6 separate regions of the Homo sapiens genome follow, and regions 1, 2, 3, 4 and 5 are each linked to region 6. A link is an interaction called in ENCODE POLR2A ChIA-PET data of the cell type or tissue named here. Cell type or tissue: HepG2. All regions are shown on one strand. Region 1 has its middle 18 kb from the start of TOB1-AS1. Region 2 has its middle 9.1 kb from the start of WFIKKN2. Region 3 has its middle 12 kb from the start of TOB1-AS1. Region 4 has its middle 14 kb from the start of TOB1. Region 5 overlaps LOC105371825 (a long non-coding RNA gene). Region 6 holds the start of LOC124904102.

Region 1 (4,000 bases), 60 kb after region 6:
TAGGCTTCCTTGTAGCCAAACCAAACGAAATAATCTCAAACCCCAAAATATTACAGGAAAAAAAATAAAATCAAGTATTGCAAAGATGACAAAATGTTGGGTCGGGCATTATAGATCATGCATTATATATAGCAGTTACCTACAGATAGTAAAAAGTCACACCTGTAATCCCAGCACTTTGGGAGGCCGAGGCGGGTAGATCACTTACGGTCAGGAGTTTGAGACCAGCCTGGCCAACATGGTGAAACCCTTTCTTTACTAAAAATACAAAAATTAGCTGGGCATGGTGGCACGCGCCTGTAGTCCCAGCTACTGGGGAGGCTGAGGCAGGAGAATCACTTGAACCCAGAGGTGGAGGTTAAAGTGAGCCGAGATGGTGCCACTGCACTTCAGCCTGGGTAACAGAGTGGGACTCCATCTCAAAAAAAAAAAAAAAAAAAAAAAAAAAAGCAGATGGATTCCAATAGAATTTGACCTCTTCTGAGGTCTTTACATTGTTCTGAAAGGGTCTGTTTGTGTCCATTTCCCTAACTAGACTGTAAGTCTCTTGAAAACAGGGATCATATCATAAAGTATTCATTGGCTGGGCAAGGTGCCTCACACCTATAATCCCAGTATTTGGGAGGCCAATATGGGAGGATCAGTTGAAGCCAGGAGTTCGAGACCAGCCTGGGCAACAAAGTGAGACTGACTATTCTCTATTTTAAAAAAAGAAAAATTTTCATCTTTATGACTCTAGAGCCTAGCACATTAGCACAGGGCTTTGCACAGAGCTGGCACTCAATGAATGCTGTTGAGATAAAGCACAATTTAAGCCCAAAGAGCAGGGTGGGGAGCTTAGAAGTCAATAGGTCCTATGGTTTTGAAATTCTGAAAGATTTGAAATATCAGAGGAGGCAGGAGAGCAGGGGTCTAAGCCCATGGGAAGTGCTGGCCTAGTCTGGTGGGCTCTTGTCTCCCTCAGCCTCACCTCAGGCCAGGAGTTTGTGCCTTCACCTGGGACACTGGTGACGTCAAGGCAGCTGCGAATCCTGAGTGCAGTGCCACCCTGAGCTCCTGTGACCCAGCAACCTCTGCTCAGAGAGAGGAGCCTTTGCCTGGCTTTGGGCAAAATGGAACCTGTCTGTGCCTCAAACCTGGAGCTCTGAAGGCTGAGGACTTCCAACCCCTCAAGTGTACCAAGGCAAAGCAAACAGCTCAGAAGCAGCGCAGGGAGGTGGCACACCCCCAGACACTTGTCAGCTGTGCCGTCAACTCGTCATTCTCACTGATGGGTGCCTGCTCCCTCAAATCCTCCCTCCAGCATCCACCTTTGAGGCTGGGGTCCCGGGTGCTTCAGGGGCTCCCAGACCCCTGCTGGGTGAGTGTGGTGGCCCTGAGGAGTGTGTCTCCCTTTTCTACAACTCTAGCTCTGCCCTATACATCTGGGGACAGGGCCAAGAAAGGGGTCCGTTGAGTCAAATGGACCCAACAAGTCCTGGTCACGGCCTTTCCAACCAGAAGCACCTGCCTGGCCCCTGGAGACCTTGCTCCCTATCTCCAGGAGGAAGGAAAGCAGGGGAGAGGTGGAAAGAGGAAGGGGGTGGGGAAAGATTGCCTAACACACTTTCCCAGGTTCCCCCACTACCTACACAAGGTTCAGTCCTTATTTTGGTATGCAGAGCTCCTCCCAGGCTGAGCTCACCCACAATCGCAGCCTTATCTCTGCCTCTCCCTACTCTGACCTGACAACCATGGGAGTCTGCCTCACACTTGTGTAGGGGCTGAGTCTGGAATGTCATTTTCCTTTCCCTGCCCATGAAGCAACACTCTCCCTTCAAGGCTTCTTTAGGCTCTGCCCTGCCTTCCCCACCTCCCAGGCAAAGACAGCTTCCCAAAACCTCACAGCAACTGTTGCCCCTACCACGATCTGTCTGGTAATACAGCAGGATCACTCATTCATTCATTCACTCACTCATTCATTAAGTCCTGTATGAACCAGGCTCTGTGCTGGGGTCCCAGGATACTGCAAGGAACAAAGTAGACACAGATCCTATCCCTTTCGACTGCATTGCTCAGCGGTGGAGACAGCTACTGAATAAATAGCTGCATAGGAACTATGGGAGCAAAAAGCTGAGGGTTTGCTGTAATAGGACTGGGGCAGCTTCCCCTGAAGAAGGGAAATAAAAGCCAAATGCTAAGCTCACTAGGGATGAATGAGGTGAGAGGAGTAAGTGAGAGGCTGCAGGCAGGACTAGCAGAAGGCCCTGAAGTGGGAGGGAACCTGGTGTATTTGAGGAAGTAAGAGAGGGTGGAGGAAGGTTGGGCAAGCTCTGGCCTTCTGCTGGGTAGGCAGGCAGGCAGCAGATCCTCGAGGGTCTGTAGACTGCAGTGAGGGCTTTGGTCCTCACCCTAAAAGTCATGGGAGACACTGATAGGTTTACCCCAGTGGGTGCAGGGTGACGGGAACATGACTGATTTGCATTTTTTTTTTTTTTTGAGAAGGAGTCTCGCTCTATTGCCCAGGCTGGAGTGCAGTGGCACCATCTTGGCTCACTGCAACATCTGCCTCCCGGGTTCAAGCAATTCTCGTGCATCAGCCTCCTGAGTAGCTGGGACTACAGGCGTGCACCACCATACCTGGCTAATTTTTGTATTTTCAGTAGAGACAGGGTTTCACCATGTTGGCCAGGCTGGCCTCAAACTCCTAACCTCAAGTGATCCGCCCACCTCAGCCTCCCAAAGTGCTGGGATTACAGGCATGAGCCACCGCGCCTGGACTGCATTTTTTTTTTTTTTCTAATACAGAGTCTTCCTCTGTCTCCCAAGCTGGAGTGCAGTGGTGCGATCATAGCTCACTGAAGCCTCAAACCCCTGGGCTTAAGTGGTCCTCCTGCCTCAGCCTTCCAATTACCTGGAACTACAGGTGCACGCCACCACAGCTGGCTAATTTATTTATATATATATATATATATATATATATATATATATATATATATATATATATATTTTTTTTTTTTTTTTTTTTTTTTTTTTTTTTTGTAGAGACAGGATCCTGCTACGTTGCCTAGGCTTGATTTGCATTTTTAAAAGATCCATCCCTTGTTTGTGGGGTGGAGAAGGTGTTAGCAATGAAGGCAGGAGTCAAGGCAGGGAAACCAGTAGGCGGCTGGCGTGGTGGTCCAGGGAGGAGGTGCTCATGGCCTGCAGGGTGGCGAACGGACAAGATCAATAGGTAGGAGGTCAGGCGGATGGGTCCAGTGGCAGCTTGAAATTAGGGACAGAGTGAGCAAAAGGGGGTGTCTCAGAAGACTCCTGGGTTTCTGGCTTGGGAAGTGTCTGTCCCACTAGCCTGGGGCTTACTCAGCCTCCTATTCTCCTGCACCCAGTAGAGTAGTCCTGTGAGCGATGCTTATGGAATGGGAATCCAGACGCAGGGAAACAGGACAAAAGGGCTAACTCTCTATTAGGGAGTATGTTAGGATTGAATTAAAGCCATTTTAGCCAACCATTTACAGAGTTCTTATAATAAATAGGTATTTCAGAATGCACAAAAATCAGATCTCTGTTCACAGAAGAGGTCTAGTGAAAAAAAAAAAACAGATCTCTTCCAATGTGATAAATTAATGCTTTTGGAATGTAGGGCAGATAGGTGTGGTGTGTGCATTCTGTTCTCATTTTTGTGAGAGATAATAAAGGAAGCTTTTGGAAACAAACACTACATAAACAAAGAAGTGAGCCCCAAATATAAAGATGATATATGTATATATTCAAATTGTACAAAAAGTATGTATAATATATAAATATAATAAATGTTAAAATGTATTTAATATTTTATTTTAGGCCAGGTATGGTGGCTCACACCTATAATCTCAGCACTTTGGGAGACCAAGATGGGAGGATTGCTCGAGCCCAAGAGTTCAAACCAGCCTGAGCAATATAGAAAAAAAAAAAATTAGCCAGGCATGGAGGACTAGACTTACCTCTAGTCCCAGTTACTCACGAGGCTGAGGCAGGAGGA
Region 2 (4,000 bases), 100 kb after region 6:
ATCTTGGCTCTTTCATTTAATGACCCTATAGCCTTGGGTCCTTTAAACATTTAGAGTCTCCGATTCAGCATCTGTAAAATAGCACCTATGAGGGCCTCTTTTCCTCCATAAAGCCTATAGGGCTTGCCCCATTCATTCATTCATTCGACAAACACTTAATGAACATGGTCAGGCTTGTGTTTGGTGTATAGGTCTTTGCCCTCCTGAAGGTTGCAGCTTAGAGTGTGATCTGCCAAGTGGTGAAATAGTAAAATAATATGGTGCCTTCAGAGGGTTGGGAGGATTCAACCGGGCAGTCCACGTAAAGTGCCTGGCGCAGGGGTTAGCATTCTCATGTCCACCCCACTCCTGGCACTGTGCTTCTCCCCTGCCCAGGGTCCTTGAGAAAACCCTAGGCCCCTCCTCGCTTCCAGGCTACCCACCCAGAAAGGAGATAAAGTCACCGTCGTCTGCTCTCACTTAGACTATGGACAGAATTGGATGCATCCCTCACATCAAAACAGAAAACAAGTTATCTGGATGGGTCCACCTCCTCCCGTCGGGTCTCTGGCAGTGTCCTCAAGGCCTGAAAAGGGCCGAAAGCACGCAAGTGCCCCCTTTGCCCCTGACAGACACCTGGGAAGAGGCCCCACCTCCAGGAGAGGCTAGTCTATGTTGGGCTGGGTTCTGCTTTCCCTCATCCGAGTGGGGTTGAGGGTGGCCAGAGTATTGCTGGAGACCTAGTGGAGTACCGTGTCCCGGGGTAATTTGGGACGGGACCGCAGGGACTCCAACGTGACCCTGAAATGGGTCGAGGGCCTCAGGAGCCTGGGAGGCAGGCAGGAGAGGGGTGAGGGGCTTGCCCACCTGCCCACCCTGCCCTCTCCCTCAGGAGATGTCAGCTGGAGGTTTACTCTTCCTTCCTCCTGACACAGCCTGAGTGAGGAGTGTCACCTGACCTCAGGGCACATTCCAGAATGAGGCCACAGCCAAGAATAGGGCCCAGGAACCCTGCCACCCATCCCGCCTGCATTAATCACAAATTCTCCAGAGTAGGAGGGAAGCTTCAGACTCTTCAGAGAGGTGGGAGGAAGAGGAGGAGGAGGAGGCAACATGAGGTGGAGCTGGGAAAAAGAGGGAGGACCCCAGAGAGGCCCCTTCTAGGCTTGTGGTTGTTCAGTGCAGCAGCGCTGAGTGGCCCCTGGTCCCAGGACCCTCTGTTTCACCCAGCAAGCACCCCCATGAGCTCTGAGAGCTGGGCCCACAGCTTCCTGGAGGCCCTAGGCAATGATTCTGATCTGGATCAGCACAAACACAGAGGGAGAGGGACTCAGAGAGGAGTGCTCACACAGCCGGGGGACAGCAGAGGCTTCCCCAAGGAGCTGAGTCTTGAAGGATGAGTAGGCAGAAGGCTGATGAATCTAGGCCAGGACTGCTTGTGTGTGTGATAGAAATACTTGTCACAGGGTGAGGTTGTAAACAGCCCTGAGTGGTATGTGTGTGCTGATGGGAGGCAGTCTCTTTAGAGATATTTGGGGTCCTGATAGGACTCCACACTGCCCAGCCCAGAGCAGGGTGTGTGTGTGTTTGTGTGTGTGTGTTGCACACTAGGAGAAACAACATAACATGAGCATTAAGAGCTCTGGGCTGGGCGCGGTGGCTCATGCCTGTAATCCCAGCACTTTGAGATGCCGAGGCAGGCGGATCACCGGAGGTCAGGAGTTCGAAACCAGCCTGACCAACATGGCAAAACTCTGTCTTTACTAAAAATACAAAAATTAGCCAGGCATGGTGGCACACGCCTGTAATCCCAGCTACTCAGGGAGGCTGAGGCACGAGAATCGCTTGAACCCGGGAGGCGAAGGTTGCAGTGAGCTGACATCATGCCACTGCACTCCAGCCTGGGTGACAGAGTGAGACTCCATCTCAAAAACAAAACAAAACAAAAACTCTGAAGTCAGACTGGCAGGATTCAAGTCTTGGCTCTGCCACTCATCCGATTTGGGGCAAGTTTCTTATCCCGTCTAGCCTTAGTTTTCCTACCTACAAAATAGCCTTCTGTCTCCTCCAGTTGCAGTGGAGCTTACAAGAGCTGGTACCTGGCACATAGGACGTGCGCAAGCATGCTGCTGTTTTACAATAGGACAAGGGGACGGAGGGAGTTCCCCACGGCCTAAGGCAATCACCGATGCTGTGGACTCTAGTCAGGGTTCACCCCATCCCTGCTCTCCAGCCCCACTGTCCGGGGGGTGACATCAGACTACGGAGCGGCTGGCTAGACAATGGAGCAGAGTGTCCTAGCAGGCTGGAGGTGCTGGGGGAGGCGGAGGGTGGAAAAAGCCAAGCTGCCCTGCCCCAGAGGCCCTGGGGGCTGATCTGGAGACAGGCCCGCTCGGGAATAGTCCTCTGAAGAGGCAAACTGAGGGTCAGAACAGGAAGGAGAGAGCCAAGTGGGTGCAGGAAGGTGAGGAGTGAGTATCCAGGGCAGACAGGAGACAGGTGAGTCTAGCCTGGATAAAGGGGCCTCAATTTCGTTATGTCCCAGGACCTAGGCTGGGGCCAAATCTCCTCGATTTGACTGAGCAAAGCAACCTCCCGAGACTGGCTGGCAACCAGGCCCTGGGAGCTCCATCCACCCTTTCCTGAGCTCCTGCTAGATGCCAGGCTTTGTATAAGGCCTAGGGTAACAGAAAGAAAGGACCCCGGCTTGGTTTCAAGGATAGAAAATGAATGCCAGGTAGTAGGTCAGAAGTTATAATAGGTTCGAAACCACCCATTCCCTAAGTGCCCATATTTTCTGAACCCCAAATCAGTCTATAGTGGGTGTTCACTTTGGATATACTCTGTGAGCAATAGAATAAAACATTTGAAACTGCAAAGCCCCAGACCCAGAAACGTGAGGGGAGGCCTTTCGGTTCTGGGGTCTGTTCTGAGCTGAGAGCTGCCGAGGGTGGGAGGGGGCAGGGGGCAGCCACTCGGCGCCAGGTCCTCCTTCCTGGGCTTTCCAGTTGTACCCGGTTAATAGGGCCCAGCTCCCAAGCCTCTTGTAGAGTGATCTTACTACCCTCTGTTTTACAGATGAGGAAACAGAGACTCAGAGAGATTGCAGGTAAGCAGCAGAGCCCAGATTCAGACCTAGGCAAGTCTGACTTCACGGGCTGAGTTTTCTCGCTCTGCCAGGTGGGGCTGGAGTGTGACAGGGATCCCAGGTCTGGGGCTGTATGTGGGCAGTGGTCTGGTGAGAGGGAGCCCCACAGTGGGATTTTCCTGAACCTCACACCTTCATCAGGGAAGCAGACGTGCGACTGGGGGCCCTGCTGTCCCGGCCCAGCCGCACGTTCAGGTCCCGTATCTGTGCAAATGGGGTTGAAAAGGGAGGTGACAGGTGCTGGCATGTGGACAATTGCCCCCACAGCTTGCATGGTAATGTGCTAGAGCTCGAGCTGGAAGCAGGTGCACAGAATGTCCCTGGGCCTCTGAGGACAGGGTGAGACCATCCTCACCCTCCTTGGTTACCTGACCTGAGCAGGGTGGGGACCCGTGGCTGCTGCTCACACCACTTTGGTGGCTAAGTTTTGTGCTCAGTGTTCTCCCGATGTCAACTTGAGAAACCCTGGATCCTCTGCCTCTGTTCTTCCTGCTCCCGACCTCCTCCTCACGCCCTTATTGCAGATGAGATGGGCTGGGCCAGGCTAGGCTGGGCCTGGATTCTTCTTTTGGGTTGGGGCCCGGGAAAACACAGGCAACTGTGCAGGGAAGTGGTGTCTCTTGGGGACAAACAGGCTGTGGGGTGTGCCATGGCTGAACACGTCTCCATGCCTCGGGAGCTGCTGTGGGCCTTCCTGGGGCCAAAGGCACTGCTGTCCCCATTCTGGGAACCAAGCCCCACACCCTGACCTTACCTAGGGCTTTGACACAGTCTTCCTGGGACCAGGCCTCACCTAGAGGCCCCCTAGTGAGTCACAGCTGGCAGCTGTCCTTGCCTGCTCCGTTCCCATCTCCTCCACCTTCTTGCCTCTGA
Region 3 (4,000 bases), 66 kb after region 6:
CTGCACTCCAGCTTGGGCAACAGAGCAAGACTCTGTCTAAAAAAAAATATATATATATATATAAAATATGTATATATTATATATATATAATATATAATATATAATATATATAATATATAATATATAATTTATATATTTATATATAAATTATATATAATTTATATATATTTATATGTATAAATATATATATAATATATATAAATTATATATTATTTATATATAATATATATATAATATATTTATATATAAATTATATATAATTTATATATATTCTTTTATATATATGAATATATATATTCTTATATATATATGAATATATATATATATATTTTTTCTTATTCTTATTATTTTGAGACAGGGTCTCGTTCTGTCACCCAGGCTGAGGGAAGTGGGGCAATCACAGCTCACTGTAGCCTTGACCTCTCGGGCTCAAGTGATCCTCCCACCTCAGCCTCTTATGATGTATACCTCATATTTCCTTTTCTTGTCTTATTAAAATGGCTAGTTACTCCAGGCTTGTTTAATAATGGCAATGGTACCAACCCTGTTTGTCTCAATACTGACTAATGGCAATGGTATCAACCCTGCTTGTCTCAATACTGACTTTAAGATGTTTCTAGGCCAGGCACAGTGGCTCACGCCCGTAATCCCAGCACTTTGGGAGGCAGAGGTGGGCAGATTACTTGAGGTCAGGAGTTCGAGACCAGCCTGGCCAACATGGTGAAACCCCATCTCTACTAAAATACAAAAATTAGCCAGCCATTTTGGCAGGCACCTGTAATCCCAGCTACTTGGGAGGCTGAGGCAAGAGAATTGCCTGAACCTGTGAGGTGGAGGCTGCAGTGAGCCGAGATCACAACACTGCACTCCAGCCTGGGCGATAGAGTGAGAATCTGTCTCAAAAAAAAAAAAAAAAGTTTCTAACACTTCCCCATTAGTACAACCTTTGCTGTAGGTTTCTGATGGATACTTTATCAAGTTAAAGACATGTCATTCTCTATTTCAAAACAAAAAAAGAGTTTTGTTTTTAATCATGAAAGAGTATTAGATTTCGTTAAATGCTTTTTTGGTTGCATCAGTTGAAAAGGTCATTGCTCCCTTTTGGTTTATTAATATAGTGAATTGCATTAACAGATATCCTAATGTTGAGCCATCCTTGCATTATACTTTTAATACACTCATCCAATTCGCTAATATTTCATTTAGGATTTTAAAATCTGTATTCATAAGCAAATTTAGGCTTTCGTTATTGATTGATTGGTTGATTGATTGAGACCGGGTCTCATTTTTTTACCTAGGCTGAAGTGCAATGGTGTGATCTTGGCTCACTGCAACCTTGACCTTCCAGGTTCAAGTGATCCTCCTGCCTCAGCTCCCCAAGTAGCTGGGACTACAGGTGCACACCACCACATCCAGCCAATTTTTGTGTTTTTTTTTTTCTAGAGACAGGGTTTTGCTATGTTGCCTAGGCTGGTCTCAAACTCCTGAGCTCAAGCCATGTGCCTGTCTCGGCCTCCCAAAGTGCTAGGATTATAGGCGTGAGCCACCGTGCCTGGTTTTATCTTCTGTTGTTGTTGCTCAAATCATTGTCCACTTTGGTATCCATGTTATACCAACTCGTAGAGTGAGTTTATAAGAACTTCAAGACCTTCATGCTTCCCTAAGCTCTGAAAATTCAAATACAGGAATTTTTTTGGCAGAGCTTACCGTAAAACCACCTTGGCTTTGTGTCTTTTTTGGAGGTAGATCTTAAACCAGTTTTTTTCCATTGTTGGTGGTCTATTTAGGTTTGATACTATTTCTTAAATCAATTTAGATGATTTACATTTTCCTTAAGGATTGTAAATTTAATGTAGTTGTACATAGTATGCTCTTAATCATTTAATAAGCTCTGTTTGGTTTTTTTAGTTTTTAAAAATTTTTGTAAAGGCGGGGTCACACCATGTTGCCCAGGCTGGTCTCGAAGTCCTGGGCCCAAGCGATCCTCCTGCCTTAACCTTCCAGTGTTGTGATCACACCATTGCACTCCAGCCTGGGCATAGGGTGAGACCCTGTCTGAAAAAAAAAATGCAAGTAAAGAGATGTTTTGCTATATTTGTTGTTAATTTCTAGCTTTAATGATCTATGAACAGTATAGGTCATAAGGTTTTTATTTGGGGGAATTTATGTAAATTTTCTTGGTTACATATTACACAGGCAATTTTAAAACTAGTCCATGGGTTGTTGAAAAGAATGTCTATATGTGGAAAGTCCTATAAGAACACCGATATCTACCAAGTCAAGTTTATTAATTATGTTAGCCAAAACTTTAATTATTACTTAACTGATACATCAATTTTTTCTTCTCTGAGTTCTTTAGTTATTTCCTTCCCCTTGGTCTCTCCATTCTTAGTTTCTGGAATCCCTGTGTTGGTCAACATCGAATCTCTTGGAGCTAGTTTACATGTCATTTAACATTTTTTGATTTTAACCATATTGAGAATAGAAGGATAATGATTTGGCTTTAGAATCCAAATGCCACTGAGTATGTGAAATCAGCTGGCAATTGATTGTGTAAGTACCACTCAAATGATAACATTTAACAGGTTAATAAAACAGCACAAATTGGGGAAAACTCATTGGGATGCAAATGATCAAATAGCAGAATGCTGAACTTTATGAAAAGTCAGTTCAGTCAAATATTTACTAAGCATTCTGTGGATGGTGTAGGCACAGGGCAGTAGAAGCTACTGGCCTGCTCTCATGACAATGCAGGCCTCTTGGAGAGACAGGACACACACCCATGCAATACAGTTATGCAACATGGCATAAATTATTTGACCAGTGGGAGATGGGAACCAATGGATGAATTCTCCCCTTTCTTTTCTCACATAAAGGGATACAGTTTATAGGGCTTCTTGGAGGACTAATCCATGGAATCAAGCAATTTTACTTAACAGCAATTGGTTTAATAACGCAACCTGAAATAGGTTCTCCTCCTTTGCTGTTTTACTCTCTTTGCCCCTCTCTCCTGCTTCCTGGGATTTCACTCCCTCTTAAAGTGGTAGCAAACTGAGGTTAGGAGTTCGACACCAGCCTGGCCAACATGGTGAAACCCCGTCTCTTCTAAATATACAAAAATTAGCTGGGCGTGGTGGCAGGAACCTGTAATCCCAGCCACTAGGGAGGCTGAGGCAGGAGAATCCCTTGAACCTGGGAGGCGGAGGTTGCAGTAAGCTGAGATCATACCACTGCACTCCAGCCTGGTTGAGGACAGAGTAAGACTCCATCTCAAAAAAAATAAAATAAAATAAGGCCAGGCGCAGTGGCTCTCACCTGTAATCCGAGCACTTTGGGAGGCCAAGGCAGGTGGATCGCCTGAGATCGGGAGTTCAAGACCAGCCTGACCAACATGGCAAAACCCTATCTCTACTAAAAATACAAAATTAGCTGGGGTGGTGGCACGCGACTATAATCCCAGCTACTCAGGAGGCTGAGGCAGGAGAATCGCTTGAACCCGGGAGGCGGAGGTTGCAGTGAGCTGAGATAGCACGATTGCACTCCAGCCTGGGCGACAGAGCGAAATAAATAAATAAATAAATAAATAAATAAATAAATAAATAAAAATAAAAAATAAAGTGGTAGCGCAAAGCCCTTTGCCTTGGGCTCTGCTTGTTTAGGAACCTATGCTAAGACAGCCTGTAGCTGAAAGTCCAGGTAAAGTTGATTCAAGGGCTGCTCAAAAGGCTGTTTCCAGGACTTGGTTTTTCTTGGTTTTACCTGGGTTAGCTACATTCTCTGACAGGCTCTCTCCTTTTGGTACTAAGATGGCCCTGGGAGCCTCAACAATGAATACTTCCAGGTTCATATTTCATGGGAAAGAGTCCTTATCCCAAGACCTCAGACAGAAGTCCCAGAATTGAGTTATTGGCTCTGATCAGCCATCCCTAAACCCATCACAGTAGTTAGGAGAATGTGATGCTTTCGCTGGCTTTTGCCTTGTCAAGAGTCTCACTGGAAG
Region 4 (4,000 bases), 92 kb after region 6:
GGTTTAAGATAGCTGCAATCTTTGCAGTCAACCTTTCTAGAAACTAAGGTGTCACCAGAGGCTCTTTAACTAAAGACTTTGAGAACAAACAGTTTTCACACAGCTATAAAAGATTTTTACCTGGGGAAATTCTTCTTTGTGAATCTTGAAAAAGGCTGGAAGAAAGGAAGGAAACTTTTTTTTGGTAACTTAGAAAGAAGATTCTTGTTTATTTTCTGAACCACTAAAGTTCAAAGAACTTTTTGGGTTCTGTGTAAAAGGAATAGAGAGATGGAGGTGAGAGCTTATCTCCCCAGGAGCATCTGCCAAAGGAGAAGGGTCTGGCAGCCGGCAAGGGACCAGGGTGTTATGTCTTCTATCTGCCTTTGCTTCCAGGGCCTGGGAAAGGTGGAAAGGACAGTAAAGGAGAGAGCTTATGCATACACTGCCTGACAACTTGCCCTGGAGATCAGTTTCCTCGGAAGGAGGCTTTGCAGAAGTTCTGACACCGCCATTTCCCAAAGATTGTGCGCGTGTTTTTTTCCCAGATTTTCAAGGAGGATGGGGAACTGCTCCTACGTAAAGCACTGCCTATTTGAAGGATGATTTTTATACTATCACAAAGTCTTATGGAATCCAGAGGGAATGACCAACCCCAAAAGCTCAGTAGTAATAATGGCAACCCTTATATGAATTTACTATGTGCTAGATACTGCCCCATTTAAATTCAGTTCAACTTCATAACAACCCTCTGAAGGTTGTACTGTTTCTCCCATTTACAGATATATAAGTGGAGGCAGAGAGCTTGCAACAGTCACAGCCAGCGGAGCTAGGATTTGAACTGTGGGATTCTGTTTCCAAAGTCCATGATCCTTAACCATTACACTATCCTGCTCCCTTGGTTGACCTCAACCGGTCGATTTTATAAAAAGAGCCCCACCTGATTATTTAGAAGTCATCTAAGCTGCACTTTGTGCCCAGTCCCCCTCTCCTGCAAACCTCACTTGTGATTGTTTGCTCAGCAATCCCAAACTTATTTTGCTATCAGCCTTTGCCAGGCACAATTAGGAAAGGGAAATCGGTTGCAAAAACACAATGGAGTAAGATATGAGTTTGAGGGCTACGTGCTAGCTTTACTTACTTACATTGCGACTGCTCTCTGGATGATTAGATTTGTTGAGAAGCAACTATAGGCACTTCACATACTGAAGTCTTGGGTCCTGAGCTTTACTAGTACTTGTGATAGCAAAAGGGTGATGTTGACTCAAGTGGCTGCCCTGGGCTCAGATTCCATTCTTGTCCCTAAATTCTTTCTCAAACAAGGTGAGATATGATTAAAAACAGCTCCTGTATTCATCCACTCAACACATTTATTAAGCATCTCCTGCGTTAGGAACTGGCAGTGATATATACAATCCTTCGGAACCTCTAAAGGAGCTTACATTCTAGCAAACGATAACACACACGCCCAAATAATCATAATACACAGGAAAATGTAGGGGTATGAACAAAAAAGGGTGAGACTGTGCCTATCTTAGGGATGCTAGATCTGGGGGGAGATATCCAGCTATGAAGAATGGGTACAATGTCCACTGGAAGCACCCGGGGAAGCCTGGGCTCCCTCAAATTCCCAGCTCCAGTGGAGGAACAGGCAGTTGAGAGGAAAACCTTGGTCCTGGTGTGTGTGTGTGTGTGTGTGTGTGTGTGTGTGTGTGTGTGTTCTTCATCAGATGTAGCCACAGTAGGAAGAATGTGTGCTGCTAACCCTTGGGGAAAAAGGCAGAGGAAATCAGAAATAGAAGCTCTGCTGCCAGCCCATCTCTCCTGGGAGAACCTGCCTTTGAATTTGAACATTTTAACTTATTTTTTCACTGTTTCAAGCTTTGTACAGAAACATTATGAAAGAGAAATAGTTTAAAACTTCTTTATTCATCAAACCCAGGAGTGAGATGGGGAGGACCAGTAAGAAGTCCAAGGAAAGAAAAGGTGGGACTGAGAGGGGCGTCAGGCTGTGTCAGAGGGATGTCGAATTCCTTCCTTTTAAGACAGTTTCAGTTTCATGCTTAATCTAGAAACTTCCTCAGGCTAGAAGCTCCCTCTAGGGGTCATCTCATTTGTTTTCCTACCTTTAGTGACAAAGCCTCTTTTGGTTTTGTGATGTCAGGGCTCACAGCAGGTACTACCCCTCCAGAAGTTGGTGTTGGTGGAAAGTGCGTGTTCATTGCACAAACTCAGACACCCCCAGGTCACTCCCAGTTGCCACTCCCATCGCCACACCCTACCCCTGGCCAAGGCAACAAGTCTGTGGAGCTCTGCAGTTTCCTTTTCCAGTTTGGCTTTTTGGGTGCTTGTAATATCTTCCGGTTTGAACATAAATCAAAGAATGAGGCTTTGAAGGGAAAGCTTTGTATAAATTTCAGCCAGAAATTAACATTCCCAAATAACTTTTCGCCTGGGTCACTTCCCCGGGCAATGCCCTTCCCCAGGCTTCCCTAAGTTCTCTTGGTGGCTGAGCACTCTGTCATCCACTGAAAATACCACCACAAGCTGGCCAAACTCCTTCATGTGACCTGGGACTGTTCAGAGAGCATCACTATTCTGTACAGAGTGTGGATCCTGCTTTGGCACAGAAGACACCAGCGTCTGATCCTTGTCTCACACTCACTTGACCAGCGGGGACACATGTTTAGGCCCCACAATTTCCCCTGCAGATGTAAGAATGCTCTAGAGTGGTGTAGGGGGCTTCATTCAGCCTCCAAATAACATTACTCCTCGTGATCCTCTATGAGAAAGAACGTGGGCTTTGGGGTCAGACTTTTTTTTTTCCTTTTTTTTTTTTTTCTGAGACAGAGTCTTGCTCTATCACCCAGGCCGGAGTGCAGTGGCGCAATATCGGCTCACTGCAACCTCTGCTTCCTGAGTTGAAGGGATTCTCCTACCTCAGCCTCCTGAGTAGCTGGGATTACAGGTGCCCAGCCCCAAGCCCGGCTAATTTTTTTGTATTTTTAGTAGAGACGGGGTTTCACCATATTGGCCAGGCTGGTCTCAAACTTCAGACCTCAGGTGATCCGCTGCCTCGGCCTCCCAAAATGCTGGGATTACAGGTGTGAGCCACCACGCCTGGCCTGGGGTCAGACTTTGAATCAAATCTCAAACTCAACCTTAAATAGCAGTGCACTGTTAAAACGATTCCACCTCAGATTTCCTAACTGTAAAAGGGTTCCAAATTCTACTTGTTAGGGTTGGTGTGATGAGCATGTAAGATAAATAAAGCATTCAGCATAATCCTCTTCCCTACATAGAATAACCTGCACTCTCTTTACTCTGTGGTGAGAGAGGGCTCAAATCCTCCACCTCTCCCCGCACGGCTTAGCCTCAAGGGCATGTGCTCAGCCTATTTAGGGGAGGTCAGCTGGCTATAAACGTGCCTTTTCATGAGAATCCTAGGAAGTAAAACTTCCTGGTATATTAGCAGGGAGAAGGGAGGACACAAAAATGAGACGAAACCAGACTTGACTGTTCTTGAATCTGTGGTGGAAAATATCACACATGCGGTTAAGTACGTGGCCTTTGGAGTCATATAGACACGCCTAGGTTTGGTTCCCTGCTTGGCCAGGGACTTTGGGAAAATTATTCAATCTCCCTGAGCCTCAGTTTCATTATCTCTGAAATGGACAGGTTATTAAATGGAGGTGAAAAATATACACATCACAGGGTTGTAAATATTTAATGAGATAATGCATGTTGAACACATATTAAGTGCTGTAAGCTATTAGTAATGGAAATTATTAACCCTACCAAAAGGGCATCTAATTGGTAAAGGGTGCCCACCTTCTATGAGGTCTGGGACAGGGATGGGTTACCATCCGTGTAAGTCTCACTAAAGCTGTGTTCTAGTCATCCATAAACACCAGCTTCAGCGCTTATTAGGGTCACAGGGTAAAATTGCTGGTTGTAATGATTGTGAGGATTGCTTTGAGTCTGTTATTGATCATACCAGGGTCCTAAGGCTGTTTCCCCT
Region 5 (4,000 bases), 54 kb after region 6:
CTATGCAAGGTAGGTGCTATGATTATTATTATTATTATTATTATTGTTATTATTATTGTCCCTCGGTTAAAGATGAGATAACTAAGCTATAGGGAATTTAAGAAACTTGCCCAGGCCAGGCACGTTGGCTCATGCCTGTAATCCCAGCACTTTGGGAAGCCGAGCTGGGGAGATCACTTGAGCCCAGGAGTTTAAGACCAACCCTGGCAACATAGCAAGACCCCTATCGCTGGAAAAAAAAAAAAAAAAAACTTAGCCAGGTGTGATTGTGCACGCCTATAGTCCCACCTACTTGGGAGGCTGAGGTAGGAGGATCTCTTGAATCTGGGAGGTCAAGGCTGCAGTGAGCCATGATTGTGCCACTGCACTCCAGCCTGGGAGACAGAGCAAGACTCCGTCTCCGAAAAAAAAAAAAAAAAAAAAAAAAAGGAAGAAAAAAGAGAAAGAAACTTGCCCAAAGTCACACACGATTGTGGAATCCAGGCTTCAGCTTCGGTAGCTGACCTCTAGAGTTCATGCTGCAAACCTTCAAACGCAACATGCACTTCACCTCCTCCATCGGCAGTAAAATGCTTTACAAATAGAACTGGCTTTATTCTTTTCAACGGTTACTGACATTTCCAGAGTGTGGAATTAAGTGCCTTAGGCCCTGCTCACAGCATGTTTGTGGTTGCTAGGGTTATCCTGCAGGAAAGGTTGGGGGTGATGGTTGTGTCTACTGTGTACTGAGGGCCTAATGTCACTTCTTACAAAGCCATGCAAGATGAGGGAGCTGAGACCAGGAGAACTAAAGTGACACCCCACAGCCATGAAGCTCATAAACTGAACATCTGGGATTTGAATTTGAGACTCATCTGATTCCAAACTTTCCACGCAGGGCTTCTTAGACTGTAAGCAGAAGCTAGGTAACATGATAGTTAAGAGTTGGGCTCTAGAAACTGTGTTTGTAGCCCATTTCTGCCACTTCTTAGCTGTGTGACCTTGGGCAAATAACTTTGCCTCTCTGGGCTTTGGTTTGCTCATTTGTAAAATGGAGATGACAATAGTATCTACTCATAAGGTTACGATGAGGTGCATGTGGGTTAACACAAGGAAAGCATGGGTCAGTGGCACATGGTATGCTCTCAATGGTTATTAACGTAACAATGCCAGGCCTGGGGCAAGAGCGTAGTACTTGACTCAAGGTTTGCATTGCTTAGGGGAGGCACGAGACCCAGAAACCAGAAAGATTCACACACAGGTGGGGTATTTTTTCAGGGAAGACCTGACCAGGAGGCAAGCAGTAAAGGAAGAACTTCTGGGAGGGTGGAATGAGGCCCAGGAGACTCAGACACAGATAAATGAGAAAGAGTCCAGTTGGGCCAGGGAGTTAGTGTCGGGGATCCAGAGTTAGGCAGCACCTAGTGCTCCTTCCTAGGGTTGTGCACAATGTTCAGAGGGTCGACAGTGTCGGTAGGGGCCCAACCAGGCAGTCAGTATGAGGGTCTGGAAAGGGTTTGGCAGCAAAGAGTACAGACATGACCACTGGCTAGGAAATTTGAGGCAGGACTCTACTTTCTGGATAAACAAGGGCCAGGGAAGCAATTATGTGAGCTGATCGGGCTGGTATCAACTAGCTAATCTAATGAGCTAAGTATGTTTATTAGAGTAGGAGCTTGGTAACAGGTAAATCTTATTAGTCTTTGTAGACATCACTGCGCCAGGACTATGACCAGGAGAGTGAGGCACTCACCTTAGGCACAAAATTTAAGGGAGTGCCTAAAACACCCAATACTCTAGATAAATAATATTTTAATGCAATATTTTCAACATCCAAATTAGTGCAAAAAATCCATGAGACGCAAAATATCAAACTTTTCAATGAAGACAGAACCTGTATTATTGATTTTTCCTTTTTCCTCAGGCTTCAGTAGGTTCAGCCAGGCACTGCAGACAACGCCTTAAATACACACCTTTTGGTGAGTCAGATAGTGGGCATTTTGGCTTTTATCTTATTTTTTTAGAGATGAGGTCTTGCTATTTGCACAGGCTGGAGTGCCGGGGCTGTTTACAGGCATAATCATTGTGCACTGCAGCCTTGAACTCCTGGGCGCGAGGGATTACCCTGCCTCAGTCTCCTGAGTAGCTGGGACAACAGGCATGGGCCAGCATGCCTGGCTTAATCGTGGGCTATTGATGTATTTATTTATTTATTGAGACGGAGTCTCACTCTGTCGCCTAGGCTGGAGTACAGTGGCTCAATCTCGGCTCACTGCAACCTCCGCCTCCCGGGTTCGAGGGATTCTTGAGCCTCAGCCACCTGAGTAGCTGGGATTATGGGCGCCAGCCACCATGCCTGGATAATTTTTGTATTTTTAGTAGAGATGGGTTTCTCCATGTTGGCCAGGCTGGTTTTGAACTTCTGGCCTCAAGTGATCTGCCTGCCTCAGCCTCCCAAAGTGTTGGGATTACAGGCATGAGCCACCGCACCTGGCCAATTAGGAGTTTTTTAGATGTCAAGTCTCAGGCAGACCTTGGTGCCTTATTGGCAGGAAATTGAAAGCCTATAGGTACTAGGTGGTGGAGGATTTGACCAGTTCTGCCACAGTGGGTTCTTCTAAAGCCAGCTCCCAGGACAGGGGCCATTCTTTCCTTATGAATGACCAAGACCATACTGGCTATTTCAACCGACTAGCGTTTTCTTCCTATTTATAATCAATAGCATCATTTTCAGCATCCTGGTTCTTCTTTTTTATGTAAAATAAAATAAATAGCGTCCCTCAAATCACACTTTTTTTAAAATCACACCTTCTTTAAATCTCATACACCATCTATATGCAGGACTCAGAGATCATCCCCCTTAGCCCCAGGCAGCTTGACTGTCATTTGGATAAAGCTAGGAAAGAATGAAGGATGTAATTGGGTGTTAGTAGGTATGAGAGCTCTGAAGGAGAGGTGCCTGCAAAGTTCCAGGCAAAGTCAGCCTCCAGGTAGGCAGCCAGAGTCCAGGGAACACATATTTGCTGAAGGTTTGTAGAAGTCCATGGGTCAGATTCCCAGCAGCATTGGGAAAAGGGACATTTAGCAGCAGTGACAGAGAGAGTTCGAAATGGAGTTTCCTTCTACCTTAGCGGAGAAGCACTTTCATGAGCTTCCATTTAAGATAGCAACTAATCTCATGATACGACCTGCAGAAACCTGTAGCAAGGGAGCCATTGGAACTGGTATTCAGTGGGATCTGTCAGAGCTCAGAGCTGGGAGGGCCAAATCCAGAAATCTGGCAGACAGTAAGTGGGCAAGAGGTCAAAACAGGGAAGGAGTTCATTAGCACATGCAAAGGCTTAGATTGAGCTTGGCTCAAAGTGCATGCCCTGTAAGTGCCCTTGTGGTGGCTGATGGCAAGGATGATGGTGTTATTTTGGCAGCCAGGATCTGGGTTTCAGGGACAGGATTTCTTAGTTTCTTAGAGCAGAGGTGACCAGACTGGGATTTGATGCTTTATCAAAATTTTTTGGGCAGGATGCGGTGGCTCACGCCTTTAATCCCAGCACTTTGGGAGGCCGAGGCAGGCAGATCACTTGAGGTCAGGATTTTGAAACCAGCCTGACCAACATGGAGAAACGCTGTCTCTACTAAAAATACAAAAATTAGCCAGGTGTGGTGGCGCACACATGTAATCCCAGCTACTCAGGAGGCTGAGGTAGGAGAATTGCTTGAACCTGGGAGGCAGAAGTTGCAGTGAACTGAGATTGTGCTACTGCACTCCAGCCTGGGTGACAGAGTGAGACTCCGTCTCAAAAAGAAAAAAAGAGAAAAAAATTTCCTCAAATCTGGGAACCAATATTGTCAACTTTAAATTTAGCCAAGTGAGGCAATTCCTTTTTTTCTTGGAGACACCATCTCTGTCACCCAGGCTGGAGTACAATGGCACAATCTCAGCTCACTGCAACCTTTACCTCCCAGGTTCAAGCGATTCTCCTGCCTTAGCCTCCCAAGTAGGTGGGATTACAGGTACGTGCCA
Region 6 (4,000 bases):
GGGGGGGTCTCTAGATCAGAGGCACAGGCGGCCAGACTTGAAACGCCTCATCTCAGCCAACCCCTTCACTGCTCATTTGTGGAAACTGAGGCCCAGAGAAGGCAAGGAGTGGTCAGGGGCTGGTCACGTCACACAGGCAAACTCCTCCCAAGCGCCTCCAAGTGTCTGAGAGCGTGGCAGAAAGGCGGGCAGCCCAGGCTCCCTCCGCCCTCAATGCGCTCCTCAAATGTCCTGACTCAGTGGGTCCTCTTCCATGAGTTCTTCCAGGATGACGCCCAAGACTGGGTGAGCTTTTCACCCTCTGCCCTGGGTGCAAGGTCATTTGAAGCTAGGCAGGGGGCACACCCACTGTTGGGCCTCAGCCTTCACAGGCTCAGGATGTTAGTGTCTCACATAGCCTTGGCCTTGCTCAGCAAATACCCAGCGCAGGCTGCAGTCCCACAATGCACTACAAGCCTGGCCCTCCCACTCCCTGCCTCAGTCTCCCTCCCTAAGACTCACCCATCAGGGCCCTCAGCAACTGCCTAGACTGTGGCTCCATCATGGGGCCCTAGGCTCCAGGGAAGGACTCTCTTTCCCTTGGACTGTCAGCTCCACAGGATAAGGATTTTTGCCTGGAAAGGTGCCTGGCACCTAGTAGGTGCCTTAAAAAAAAGCTGTTGAGGCTGGGCAACGTGGCTTATGCCTGTAATCCTAGCACTTTGGGAGGCCAAGGTGGATGGATCACAAGGTCAGGAGTTCGAGACCAGCCTGGCCAATATGGTGAAACCCCATCTCTACTAAAAATACAAAAATTAGCCAGGCATGGTGGTGGGCACCTGTAGTCCCAGCTACTCAGGAGGCTGAGGCAGCAGAATTGCTTGAACCCAGGAGGCGGAGGTTGCAGTGAGCTGAGATCACACCACTGCACTCCAGTCTGGGCGACAGAGCAAGACTCCGACTCAAAAAAAAAAAAAAGTTTTGAATGGTCCTGGCGTGCAGTGGCTCATGCCTGTAATCCCAACATTTTGGGAGGCCAAGGCAGGAGGATCGCTTGAGGCCAGAAGTTCAAGACCAGCTTGGGCAACATAGCAAGACCTCTACAAAAATGTTTACAATTAGCTGGGCATGGTGGCACATACCTGCAGTCCTAGCTACTCAGGCTGAGGCAGGAGGCTCACTTGAGCCTGGGAGTTTGAGGCTGCAGTGAGCTTTGATCCCACCACTGCACTCCAGCCTGGGTTGACAGAGCAAGACCCTGTCTCAAAAATAAATACATAAAATAAAAATGTGTTGAATGAATGGGCCAATCTTGCGACCCCAGCCTCCTTTCATGAGGCTTCTCCAGACCAGAATCAAGAGTTCTGGGAGCCGTTGGGAAAAACCATCAGGCAGGAGCCGGGGTCTGCCGTGGATGGCTGTGGGACCCCGACGCAACCACCTTCCCCTATGGCCTTCAGCTGCCATCGAGCAACGACGGCCTGGCTGTTGGAGGATGCGGTTTGCAGCCTGTGATTCTGGGACCACCTGTGCAGGTGCTGCCCCAACCAGGGCTGGCTGGCCCCCACTGGCTTGGGAGAGGGCACCCCTTTGGGCAGACACGGGCTGGGGAGCCCTATATTGTAAATAAGGCGGTCACTCAGAATAGACCAGGACATTGGCAACTCGGGAAGCCATCAAACACGAGTAGCTCCTGCTCCCCGCTTCCCCCCCACCCGCACTCCACCGCCCGCCACTCACATGTGGCGGGGCCGCCGCAGGAGCGCAGGGAGGCTCCGGGTCAACATCCTGCTTCCTGCAGGGCCTCCCGCGGGGCGGGCGGGGGAGGGCGCACAGAGGGGTGTTTGTTCGCAGCGGGCGGCGGGGAGGAGATAGATGCTAATCGCTGCGGATCGCCCGCCCCAGCTTAAGGTCAGGAGGTAACGCGACCCGCGGTTATAAATAACCGCTCAGGGCGGCGGCCGAGGGCAGCGCGCTGGACCCGCGCCCCTCGCCAGCCGCCGGGCCGGCTTGATTACTGCCCTCCCCGGCCCGACCGCGGGCACCTGAACGCCGACAGCAGAGCACGGCGACCTCTGGGGCTAGCGCGCAAGGTCAGACCAGGTCCAGGGCTTCCCTGCCCTCTGCGGGGACCCTGGAGCACCGACAGCCCCACCTCCCCACCTCCAAGCCCCACTCCCATCTCCCACCAGGGGCAAGAAGGTGGAGGGAGGCCAGCGGACACAACCCGAGGACCCAGGCGGCCTGCGCCTCCGCGCCAAGCCTGGGGGTGGCCGATGGCAAGGGAGGCCCGGAGTAACCCAGCCAGTGAGGGCCAGGCTGCAGCTAACACTGATCCTGCTTCTGGGGCCGACACAGGCCTGGTCTGTGATGGTGGGACTTACCAGAGCTTAGTGGAAAGAAAATCCCTGAGTCTGGGGCTTCAGGAGTCTCAGGCTGGGGAGGGACTCTGGTAGCACCCATGAGGGGACACGTGGTTGTGCCCCAGGGAGGCCAGCCACCTGCTCTCCACTTGCCCTTGGATAGAAAAGGGAGGTGGATTTAACCTGCTCCAGGAGACATGACTTTTATTTTTAAGACTTTTTAAAATTGAAGTTAAGCACACACACAGAACACTGCACAAATCAAAGTGTACAACTGAAAGAATTTGCACATGCTTTGCATACCTGTGCAACCAGCACCCAAATTAAAAAACAGCACCTCACCGGCACCCAGAAGCCCCTCGAGACCCCTTCCACCTACTGTTCCCGAGTCCAGCCTCTCTCCTGACTCAGCCCGCAGGCGCTCTGGCCTGCTTCTGAACTGTGTGTAGATGGAGCCATACAGTGGGTGCCGTTTTGCGTCTGGTTTCTTTTGCTGCATATTATGTTTGTGAGGTTTGTCAGTACTCTCACAGGCAGTCAAGGGCTGTTCGTACCCATTGCTGGTGGCTTGCCATTGTGTGGCTCTGTTAAAATGTATTCACCCATGTTACTGCTAATGGACATTTGGGGAGGTTCCAGTTCCTGGCTATGGTGAATAGTGCCACTATGAACATTCTAGTTCCTGTGTATTGTGAACATATGAATGCATTTCTGTTGGGTGAATACCCAGGGCAGGGATGACGGGGCCCGGCTGTGTGTCTGCTCAGCTTTGGAAGATACAGGAATGTTACTTTTTAATCATTTCAGTAAGAATGATTTTTCAAGGTAAGTTTTTGTTTTCCATTCTATTTAAAAACAAAAAATGATAGTGGCTCATGCCTGTAATCGCAGCACTTCGGGAGGCCGAGGTGGGCGGATCACTTGAAGCCAGGAGTTCAAGACCAGCCTGACCAACATGGTGAAACCCTCTCTCCACAAAAATACAAAAATTGGCCGGATATGGTGGGCACCTGTAATCCCAGCTACTTGGGAGGCCGAGGCACGAGAATCGCTTGAACCTGGGAGGTAGAGGTTGCAGTAAGCCAAGATCACGCCATTGCTCTCCAGCCTGGGGGATAGAGCGAGACTCTATATCAAAAAAGAAAGAAAGAAAGAAAGAAAAATTAGCCAGGTGTGGTGATGCAATCTGTGGTCTCAGCTACTTTGAGGCTGAGGTAGGAGGATCACTTGAAGCTGGGAGGTTGAGGTTGAAGTCAGCCATTGCACCACTGCACTCCAGCCTGGGTGACAAAGTTTGCCCCCTGTCTCCAAAAAAAAAAAAAAAAGATGGACATTATTTACAGCTGCTGTTTAGAGTGACCCATTCAACCATTCAACAGATAAGAGCCTAAGAGCCTCTTCCCTGGCAGATACTGGACAAGAGAGAGACCCAGTTCTTCTAGAGCCTGGGGACAAGTGGCGACAGCAGGGGCGTCACTGAGGGAAGGACCAGGGAGTCTCAGCACACCCCGTGATCCTCATCAGCCACCCCTTACCCACCGCAGCTGCTCCTCACCCACAAACATCCAAACTGAGACCCAGAGGACTTCCCATGCAACCGGGACTCAGGGCAGAGGCTAAGGCCTCCGTCCAGGCAGGCTGCACACGGGAACTCGAAA

The links. Peaks named below come from ENCODE experiments on the same cell type or tissue, not always from the same donor. Only the 100,000 strongest peaks of a DNase experiment are listed, where the experiment ranks them.
Region 1: POLR2A ChIA-PET joins it to region 6 with 31 read pairs; 18 of 35 experiments call an interaction of 5 or more read pairs at or near these places.
Region 2: POLR2A ChIA-PET joins it to region 6 with 17 read pairs; 28 of 35 experiments call an interaction of 5 or more read pairs at or near these places.
Region 3: POLR2A ChIA-PET joins it to region 6 with 10 read pairs; 35 of 35 experiments call an interaction of 5 or more read pairs at or near these places.
Region 4: POLR2A ChIA-PET joins it to region 6 with 70 read pairs; 35 of 35 experiments call an interaction of 5 or more read pairs at or near these places.
Region 5: POLR2A ChIA-PET joins it to region 6 with 39 read pairs; 19 of 35 experiments call an interaction of 5 or more read pairs at or near these places.

What each region holds. Positions count from the first base shown.
Region 1 is chr17:50,882,368-50,886,367 of GRCh38, reverse strand. No RefSeq gene overlaps it. Among named protein-coding and RNA genes, the nearest start is that of TOB1-AS1, 18 kb to the right of the region's middle. RefSeq lists enhancers at 634-1,162, 1,163-1,691. In HepG2, no CTCF peak of the experiment used is centred here; a DNase peak (open chromatin) is centred at 1,677; H3K4me3 peaks cover 634 bases.
Region 2 is chr17:50,842,710-50,846,709 of GRCh38, reverse strand. No RefSeq gene overlaps it. Among named protein-coding and RNA genes, the nearest start is that of WFIKKN2, 9.1 kb to the right of the region's middle. RefSeq lists an enhancer at 1,765-2,290. In HepG2, no CTCF peak of the experiment used is centred here; a DNase peak (open chromatin) is centred at 2,199; H3K4me3 peaks cover 611 bases; H3K27me3 peaks cover 2,827 bases.
Region 3 is chr17:50,876,819-50,880,818 of GRCh38, reverse strand. No RefSeq gene overlaps it. Among named protein-coding and RNA genes, the nearest start is that of TOB1-AS1, 12 kb to the right of the region's middle. In HepG2, no CTCF peak of the experiment used is centred here; no DNase peak of the experiment used is centred here.
Region 4 is chr17:50,850,353-50,854,352 of GRCh38, reverse strand. No RefSeq gene overlaps it. Among named protein-coding and RNA genes, the nearest start is that of TOB1, 14 kb to the left of the region's middle. In HepG2, a CTCF peak has its summit at 2,078 (motif pointing left); DNase peaks (open chromatin) are centred at 902 and 2,082; H3K4me3 peaks cover 1,756 bases; H3K27me3 peaks cover 318 bases.
Region 5 is chr17:50,888,910-50,892,909 of GRCh38, reverse strand. LOC105371825 (a long non-coding RNA gene) reads left to right here. Exons shown (of 3, transcript XR_001752940.2): 2 at 1-9. Among named protein-coding and RNA genes, the nearest start is that of TOB1-AS1, 24 kb to the right of the region's middle. In HepG2, no CTCF peak of the experiment used is centred here; DNase peaks (open chromatin) are centred at 589, 2,029, 2,999 and 3,289; H3K4me3 peaks cover 2,673 bases.
Region 6 is chr17:50,942,564-50,946,563 of GRCh38, reverse strand. LOC124904102 reads left to right here and starts at 1,394. Exons shown (of 2, transcript XM_047437263.1): 1 at 1,394-1,514; 2 at 1,933-3,171. The coding sequence starts at 1,394. The coding sequence ends at 2,435. RefSeq lists silencers at 1,743-1,802, 1,813-1,862, 1,923-1,982 and enhancers at 933-1,815, 1,816-2,699. In HepG2, no CTCF peak of the experiment used is centred here; DNase peaks (open chromatin) are centred at 1,813 and 2,327; H3K4me3 peaks cover 1,286 bases.